2 separate regions of the Mus musculus genome follow, and region 1 is linked to region 2. Evidence: chromatin contacts called from ENCODE Hi-C data. All regions are on one chromosome and are shown on one strand. The core of a region is the stretch at or near the end of the contact, and the rest is flanking DNA. Distances in the headings are between cores, read along the strand shown. Region 1 overlaps Ell (elongation factor RNA polymerase II). Region 2 overlaps Crtc1 (CREB regulated transcription coactivator 1).

The links. A loop is a pair of places that touch in the nucleus more often than their neighbours do.
Region 1: a map of T-helper 17 cell shows a loop between it and region 2 (1.9-fold over the local background). The contact joins two enhancer-like sites. A Hi-C loop is called at or near these places in 1 of 37 maps with a recorded cell type or tissue (T-helper 17 cell).

What each region holds. Positions count from the first base shown.
Region 1 is chr8:70,557,286-70,561,721 of GRCm38, reverse strand. The region is part of intron 1 of Ell (elongation factor RNA polymerase II); the gene reads right to left. Among named protein-coding and RNA genes, the nearest start is that of Ell, 20 kb to the right of the region's middle. Within about 2 kb of position 1,779, at least 1 of the 3 ENCODE cell types and tissues checked has a DNase peak (open chromatin) inside an H3K27ac peak, as active enhancers do.
Region 2 is chr8:70,416,188-70,420,719 of GRCm38, reverse strand. The region is part of intron 1 of Crtc1 (CREB regulated transcription coactivator 1); the gene reads left to right. Among named protein-coding and RNA genes, the nearest start is that of Crtc1, 21 kb to the left of the region's middle. Within about 2 kb of position 1,664, at least 1 of the 3 ENCODE cell types and tissues checked has a DNase peak (open chromatin) inside an H3K27ac peak, as active enhancers do.

The DNA of each region.
Region 1 (4,436 bases), core at 530-3,029, 140 kb before region 2:
TCACCCAAAGCCAGCTAGGACAAGCAGGCCCAACTTTAACAAAAAGAGAGGTAAGTTCTCTGGTATACCCGCCTACTGGAGCTGTGGCATATGTCCCTGTGTCGACAGCACTTGCAAAGCTAAGGGGATGGCAGGAAGGACTGCAGGCTGGACTCCTCAAGTTTTTCTTTGGATCCATTTATCATCTGTCTTCAGACAAAAACGGGCTTATCTTCAGGGTGAAAAGTATGAAGGGAAGCAGCTGGGCTCTGCTCTGGGACTCTGCAGTAGAACTGACCTTGCAAAAAAGTCACTTTTGGGAAGTTTCTCAACAGTTCTATCAGGTCAGGAGAATCCTGAGAAGATCGAGGGAATGCATGCCTGTCAGCCTGCAAGCCCAAGACTCCCTGTGGCTTATGTCTCCACAACCTCAGATCTCAAGGTCCCTCCAACAAGCTCTAGCCTCCTCCAACAGCTTTGCAGGAGTCTTCAGAAGGAAATCTCACTAGGGCATCTATCATCACAGCTCTAATGCTCAGACAGTGACCAGCTTGGTCTTGAGCCCTCTGTGAGGCTTACACAGAGCTATGAAGCCAGTGTTCCCACTGTATATTGCTCTTGCAGCTGTCTACCTGGCTGACTCCTGGTATGCTGACAGCCTTGTCCTAACAAGGTGGTATCTCATGGTCAGCAGGCACAGTGGGCACAAGTGTTAGAAAAGCCCATCTAACAGTGCTAACTCCTGAGCTGACAGCCTAGCATGGGTTGAAAGGAGGTACACAATGACACTGACCACACATACAGCTCTGGAGTCCTCTGACCCCTAGCCACCAGGCACAGTTGGGTCCTGTGACTTGCTGGCTGGTTCTCCAAGAATAGCTCTTCCTGTCTCTAGAGTGTTTTAAGAACTCCAGGCACAAAGCTGCATCAGAACACACATGGCCCTCCTACCCACCCACACTCCACACATGGGTGCACATGCACACACATAGAGAGATAATCTGTGCACAGACACACCTACTTGCTTTCCCAATCCTAGACAAAGGCTGGTCTCTGGTGCACGAGTCAGAGACACTTGGGGGGGTCTCTAGAGAGGGGTGTGGCCACAAGCTCCTGAATTCAATACCAGCTTATCAACTGCCTATAACTGGATGCTTCTCGGCCATTCTGGCTACGAGGAGGATTTCAACGTACACAGCGCCAGCCAGGGAGGAAAGGCCTTATAGGAACACGAGTTCCAGAATGGTCCCAAAGAACCTGGAACCTGTCCCACAGGCAGATACTTAGATGTCACAGGACTCACCAGTGTGTCTTGTGGAGAGAGGCAGTCCTCATCAATGTTCCATGTGCATCACACTCAAGAGAGCTGAGGCTCAGGCAGCTCAGCAGGGCAGAAGCGCCCTCCAGAGGGCCCAGAGTAGTAGGATCTACAAAGATCAGGCCTACAGCAGCCAGACACACTTCCTCCTTCCTTTGGCAACAGCCTTCTTCCTGGCTTAAGTTCAAGGGCAGGAAGCAGCTTTGCTGAACACTCCTTGCCCTTGGCCATGAGGGCAACCCAGGAGCCAGATGGCAGGAGTTGACTCTCACTGTAGTCTATGACAACAAGTCTATGCCCATGATGGTGAGACGTCATGGCAAAACTGTGAGACAATGGCCAAAGCTATTGACACTACTAAGTGCCAGCTAGGACACAATGGAACTCTCAGCACCACTGTGCAAATGTGGCATCACCACTGCCACAGGTGAAGTCTCCTTAAGATGCTACCTTGAGGTCCCAAAAGTTCACTCCTCTACACAGCCTCAGGGGAGTGGAGGTCACAGAAAGAAGGCAATGGCACACACCTACTCCTCACACTCAGGAGGCAGAGGCAGGGTATGGGAAACTTAAGGCAAGGCCTCTGTACATCAGAGGCCAGCCTGGCTATATGCTATCTCCAACAATGCCTCAAGCAGAATGGAGTAAAAGCACTGGCCAGACCAGGAAGGTGGCTCCTAGGAACATGGATGAAAACACAGACACAGCGATGTACATCTGGAATCCCAGCACTCCTGTGGCCAAAAAAGTACAGACAGGAGTGTGTGCCTGGAGAACAGGATCGATTGCCTCTGAGGGACAGAGCCAACCACTCCAGAAGGGGCTCTTCTCTGCTCTGTTCTGAGACAGAGGTTCACTGTGCAATGCTGACTGACCTGGAACTCAAGACCAGGTGAGCTCCAAACCTGATGATTGCTGGGATTAAAGGCACGTGTTAAAAGTGGAAAAACAAAGATGTCCATGGTTTTTCAAATCATGTGGGTACATGTGTTTCCGGGGTTGATGGAGCACATGAATGAACTGTTTTATCATATAATGGGATAGATGGACCCTAATGGTACAGACCCAGCATCCTCAGTACCTTGAAGGGGAAAGGCCACCCTAGGCTACAAAGAAGGACCCTGTCTCAAAAATACCCAAACAAAGGCTGGAGATATGGCTCAGAGGTTAAGAACACTGGCTGCTCTTCCGAGGTCCTGAGTTCAATTCCCAGCAATGGTGGCTCACAACCATTTGTGATGATATCTGGTGCCCTCTTCTGGCCTGCAGGCAGAACACTTTATACATAACAAATAAAACTTAAAAAAAAAAAAAAAAACGAAACAAGAGGCTGGAGAGGTCCAACAGTTAGGAACACTTACTGCTCTTGCAGAAGACCCGGGTTCCATTCCCAGTACATACATGATGCTTATAACCATCTATGGCCCCAGTTCTGGGAGATCCAATGCCCCTTCTGAGCTCTGAAGGCACCAGGCACATGGTGTGGACATAGACTCAGGCACACATACATCAAATTAAATAAACATTAAATAACAAAAGGGACATGCCACAGGTGGAAACGCAAAACTGTCATCCCAGCACTCCAGAGGAGGTAGAGATGTGAGTTCAAGGCATCTTCCACAAAACAGACTTCAGGACTGGGCTAGGTGAGCCTGTTTCAAAAGCAATCAGCTGCCTCAGGGCATGGGGACTGAGAAGGAACAGAGGGTAGGCATGGGAGAGTGGAAGAACTGTGCACGGTGCTGTACCAAAGGCTCAGAACTCACCAGACCTCACACAAACAATGCACATACGAGCTTGTTTGTTTGGACATGAATAGTTCCCACAAGTTCAGTGTTTGAACACTCTGTCCCTGCAGGTGGTGCTGTGTTAAAGGTGGCATCACCAAAGGGTGGGGCCTAGCTGGGGAAGGGGAAAAATGTGGGCAGGCTTTCCTGTTCCTGGCCCCACTGGCAGTCTGAGATGTTTTTATCTGTTGTCGGAGTATGTCCAGCCACAGTTCCTGCTACCACACATCAAACCGCTTTAGCCATAAGATTCAAGGGACAAAAGCAGCACATGAGTCCCTGTCCTGTGTCCTGCCATAGTGGCAGAAGAGTAAGCTGGGCAGGGACTGAGGCAGGGTGGGGATGCTATGAGAAGCCTTAGCACATGGGGCAGACTGGCAGCAGCAAGTGAGCAGGTTCTGCACTTCCACAAGGCTCTGTACAGCATGTTCATGGTGGGCTCCAGCAATGAATCTGGCTGTGCCCAGCCTTCAGGGAGAGTGTACCTAAAACTAACAGAATAAGCCAGGCACAGCAGAGCAGCCTTTATCCCAGCACTCAAGGCAGAGGTAAGTGGATTTTTCTGTGTTTGAAGCTAGCCTGATCTACATATCGAGCTCCATGCCAACCAGAACTGTACAGTGAGACCCAATCTCAGAAAATAAGCTAAACACAATAAACTAGCAGAGGAAATTTCAAGAGAGCAGAGCACCAGGCTTTGGAATGATCCCTATCCACTGCTCTTAGTCAGACTACAAGCAGAGAATAGACCAGGAAGATGTGGACAATGTACACTGTGGGGAGGTAAAGAGCAAATTGAAAGTGGACAAGGTGGCTGTGCAAAGCACAGAGGGGCTGTAATTGCTCAGAGCTCAATGGGAATCTGACATGGACCTGGTTCTAACATAACAGGAAAATGTCTTGCAGGCAGGCTCCACTCCTCAGACTCAAGGTGAGAGACCAAGACCCTTTGGAAAACATTCCTTTGAGAATCTGAAGAGACAGCCAAATGCAAAGATGCTCTACTGTAACATGACCACCTGGGTATATGTCCTTCAGGTTCAGCTGAGCAAACAGAGCTGCTGCAGCCACAGCTCAGGGCTGTGACAACACTTTGAGATGGCAGCAGAACCCACACTGGCTCTATGTGCTAACTTCACAGGCATGCAGGATGCAGCAGTGGCAGGGTCATAAAGACTCAGACCAAGGTTCCAGAATTAAAGTGTGAGAGTCAGGTAACATGGACCCAGGCTGCATGTTACATGGAGGTCCTGAAGGCACAGAGAGAGGAAGGTGAAACATCAGTTGTAATGGAGACAAGGGGATGCCATGATGGCCAGGAACATGGGATGCTGTGCTGATTCAGGTTTTTG
Region 2 (4,532 bases), core at 415-2,914:
TCACAGCTCCTGGCACTGTCATGGTCTAGGTCTAGCACACCCTCCTGGCCCCTCCATGTTGGCTACCCGTGGAGCTAGCCTGGCCAGCTCTTGCTGCTCTTGCTCGCCACTGCCCAGCCATCTTCCTTGCGCATCTCCCAGGGTCCTCAGCCTCTTTCCTGCGACTGTCTGCCTCCCCTGTCACGCTCTGGGCCTTTGCTGAACCCACAGCATAACGAGATTAGGTCACAGATGTGTGGTGTGCAGCACAGGGCTCCATTCTCTATCTGCCTTTGCTGTGGCTTTGACCATCTTATCATCCCTTGGCTTCTGGCCACATCCCTCTCCTTAGGTCCAGCCCTCATGTTTCAGACCTTTAGCTGACTCGGCAGAGACCCCAGTTTTTAATGCAGCTACCTTTAGAGGTTTAGGTAGGTGTGAGTTTCTTGGTAGGGCACAAATTTGTTTAGTGAAGTGAGGGGGTGAACAGTCCCCAAGCCTGTTCACCCTAGGCTATGTAACTAGACCCTGTGTGGTCGGTCACCTGCCCCACAGCCTCCTGCTGCCTCCCATCGTAGGTCCCTACTTACATGGGGCGTGACTCAAGCACAGAGCTTAAACCCAGTAAGTGTCCCATACTTAACCAGCCTGGCAGGGCCCAGCCCAGCCAGGAGTGGGCGGCAGCTGGTCAAGCCCTCAGCTCAGCACAGAAGGGCCCAGTGCTGTGCACTCCCGCAGGAAGACCTGACACCTCTGGGCTCTGCCTGGTCTTAGCAGGCTGTTGGTGCTGCTTCCCTGAGGACTTGAGGTATGTGGGTATTCTAGGCTTTCCACATTTTCATTGTTTTTGAGACAGGGTCTCTCATGTAACCCAGGCTGACTCACTGTGTGAAACCAAGGATGACCTCAAATCCCTGATCATCTGCCTTCATCTCCTGAGATTCAGGCTCGTGCCACCATACCTGCTGTATGTAGTGCTAGGAACAGAATCCAGGGCTTTGTGCGTACTTGATGAGTATCCTGTGACTTAGCTACAAGCATTCCACCTACTGAGCTCCAGCTCCAGTCTCCAGCACAGCTAGGTTTTTTTGTTTAGATTGGTTTGGTTTTTGTTTCTTGAAACAGGGTTTCTCTGTATAGCCCTAGCTGTCCTAGAACTTGCTCTGTAGAGCAGTCCGGCCTCAAACTCACAGAGAGTTGCCTGCCTCTGCCTCCAGAGTGCTGGGATTAAAGGTGTGTGCCCAATGCCCAAGACACCTCCCATTGACTCATGGGACAAGCTGGCTTTAACAGAGACTCCTTTCTGACCTGTGGCCCCTTGGTGCCTCAGTTTCCCTTACTGGAAACCAAAGACTCAGAAATGTCTCTTCCCTTTGTGAGACCCCACTCAGGAATTGGAACTTGGCCAATTGGAAGGGCTGGGGTACCCTATGGAGGAATGAGGGCCCCACAAAAACAGCTGTTCTGCACAGACCCCAAGGGACCCGTCATAGCTCTGGGTCCAAGTGCCTGTGTCCAACCTCCACCACCGTCTGGAGAAACAGCCGGCGCCGCCCGCCACAGACCCGCTCATTCCCGGGTCTGGAAATTTGGCAGCGGCTACAGAGCCTGATTAAAGCATTCCGAGGCTCCGCCGTGCTTGTGTACGGAGTCTGTGTTTATAGTGGGCTGGAGAGATGGGGGAGGCCAGAGGCCCACGGGGGCTGTGCTGACTCAGCCTGGAATCTGCATGCCTGTGTCCTCCTCCATGTATTCTATCAACCTGGGCATTGTTCCCTTCTGAGGGCAGAGTGCCCTCAGTGTACCAGGTCATCCTGGTGACACAGCAGAGCAGAGATAAGAACCCAAATGATACAAACATGGTGGCTTATTATTCCCTGTACTCAGGGACAGAGACAGGTGGATCTCTGAGTTCAAAGCCAGCCTGGTCTACATATTGAGTTCTAGAATAGCCAGAGCTACATAGTAAGACCCTGTCTCAAAAATAAAATAATTTTTTAATTGGAAAAAAAACCCCAAATATAAGAGTTGGAACCTTTGGCTCTTTCAGAATCAAAAGTATGAAGATCAACTGGGTAGTAGTGCATGCCTGTCATCCCAGCACTGGAGGCTGCAGCAGGGGCTTAGAGCCAGTCTGGGTTATATGAGACTATCTAAAAAAACATGATCAATCAGGCAATAGAAGTACCCGCTGCTCTGCACAGACCTGAGCTTGGCTCCCAGCATGTCTTTAGGGACCTCGGAATCCGACACTTCTGGCCCTGTGCACTCCTGCAAACAGGTGTGGTTCGTGCACACAATTAAGACAATTTAAATGAAATCATAAAAATAAAAGTTGAGCTTAGTGGTTGGTGCACACTTGTAGCCCCAATGTTCAGATGCAGGGCAGGAAGCTTAGAGTCTGAGATCCTGTCAGGGCAGAGCACTTGTCTAGTGTGCTTCTAGTCTTAGGCTTCACCCCCAGCACTGCGAAAACAAAGAGACCCAAAAAGGAACAAGTGTTGGGGAGGAGGTGAGGCTGGAAGCTTCGAGCTTGTGGGAGTTTGACACATGCAGCTGCCGGGGAAGACGCCACAGCCAGGGAGCCCAGAACTGCCAGGCAGCGCCACAGCTCCCCCCCTGGTGTGCAGCGAGTCAGCTCCCACTCCTCCAGGTGTACGCTAGGATCTGTAGGCAGGGGCTCCAGCGCACACTTGCATACTTAGGTTCACAGATTATTCCCAACCGCCAAAAGATAGAAAAGCATGCCTAGTGTCAGTCATCTGAGAAATAGATAAACAGTGACGCTGTGTGCTCCTCCTGGGGCATGCAGTGAGCCAGATGGACCCCAAACACACAGGACATGACAGAAGCCAGACTTGAAAGGCCACATCTTGTATAGCTGTGGGGCCGAGAAATGTCCAGAACATCTAGAGAGATGGGAAGCAGGGTTGGGGCTGCCAGGGTGAGGAGGGACTGGCCCGAGCCCCTCGCACACTGTCCGTAGTTGCACCAGGCTGCCCCTGCCAATCCCTCATCACTGCCACACTTAAACCTCGGGTGCTCTAGGTTACTGGATTGTGCTCGGGTGGGTCCGTCAGGCATGTAGGGCACGTGAGAAAAACATATCCTGGCTCTGGCTCAGGCATCTTCCTTTAGACTTGCAAGGGAGCAGAGAAGGAGACGGTGGGTGGCTGGGGTGAGCACATGAGAGCCTGAGTGCTGGTCCCCACGCCCTGCTGAGCATAGGGTCCTGCCTTCAGTCCTCAATGGCTCGTATGGGTCCTGACTCCCATCCACGGCAGAGAGGGGAAGAATCTAGAGATCAGGTATTTCAAAGTCTTAGAATAGGGGCACACAAACCCTCTCCACAGGAGTGGATTGGATGAGAGGTTACAGTTCTTGTCCCCATCTTCCTTGCCACGCTAGAGCCCTCTCTTCCCATTGTTGGAGATTGTAGCAAGCCAGTCCTTATTGCCTGGTGGCTGGTTCTGCTCCACCTAGGTGAGCTGAAATCCTCGTGTGAGGCCATGACAGTGCAACAGCCTGGCTCTGTGGAATCTAAGAGCTTAGCTGTAGGGAGCAGATGGTACCTCTCCGGGAGAGCTTGGGGACGTGGGTGGTGACAGGGCTGGGGCAGCATGGGCAGGGGAGGCAGTCAAGGTGTCCGATGTAGTGGGGAAGGAGTCCCAGTCTCTATCTAGGCGTGGCTTCAGTGCTGTCTTAGGTCCCTGCCCTTGCACACACTCCCCCCAAGGCCCTTGTCCCTGCCCTCCTGCACTTCAGCAGCTCCTCCAACTTTCCCTGAGCTTGCTGCCTCCTGCTGTGCTTTTAGAATCCAGGGAGATTAGCTCTCCCTCTCAGAGAACTCTGGATAGGTGGCCCAAGGGTGGGGCCCCCCAGGACTGTGTGCTATCGGCCTCTCCTGGGGTGCATGCTGCCCTAACACTAGGAAGGCCAGGGTTAGTCTTTGAGCCTCTTTCTCCATTTCAGCCATTAGCAGAGGGGCAGCTGCCCTGTCCAGGCACAGCAGCTGTGTCCCCACCTGAGGTCCCGAGAGCAGCTCTTCTGGATAATCCTGCAAGTGTTTTTCTAGCTGCTTTCCTGCATAGCCAAGCCCTGCTTCTCTTCCAGGCTCTCTTCCTGGCTACCATGGAGGTGACAAGCAAGCAGGAGATAGCCCTCTGTTAAGGAGGTTCAGATGGTAAACTGAGGAATGGAGAGTTCCATGGAGCTCTAGTCAACTGCCATGCCCCTTGCTGGTTTCCATGCAGAAGCCCTGAGGTAGCTGCTGCTGGCTTATCTGATGCAAGGCTATGAGGCTGGAAAGAGCAGAGGGCCAAGCCAGTGGAAGGGAAAGCTGAGCGTGCAGGGAACACACATCCCTTTCGTAGCCTTCCCCTCCTACTCTTTCCTACTAGACTCTCTGCACAGGACAGAGCCCCAGTGTCAGCTGGCCTGCTCTCTTTAATATCTTTACAAGGCCAGCCTGTTGCCATGGTGACTACAAGCAGTCCTGGCCTGCCCAAGGCCACTCCATCTGAACATTGAGTCTAGGAGGGGATAGTGGGCGT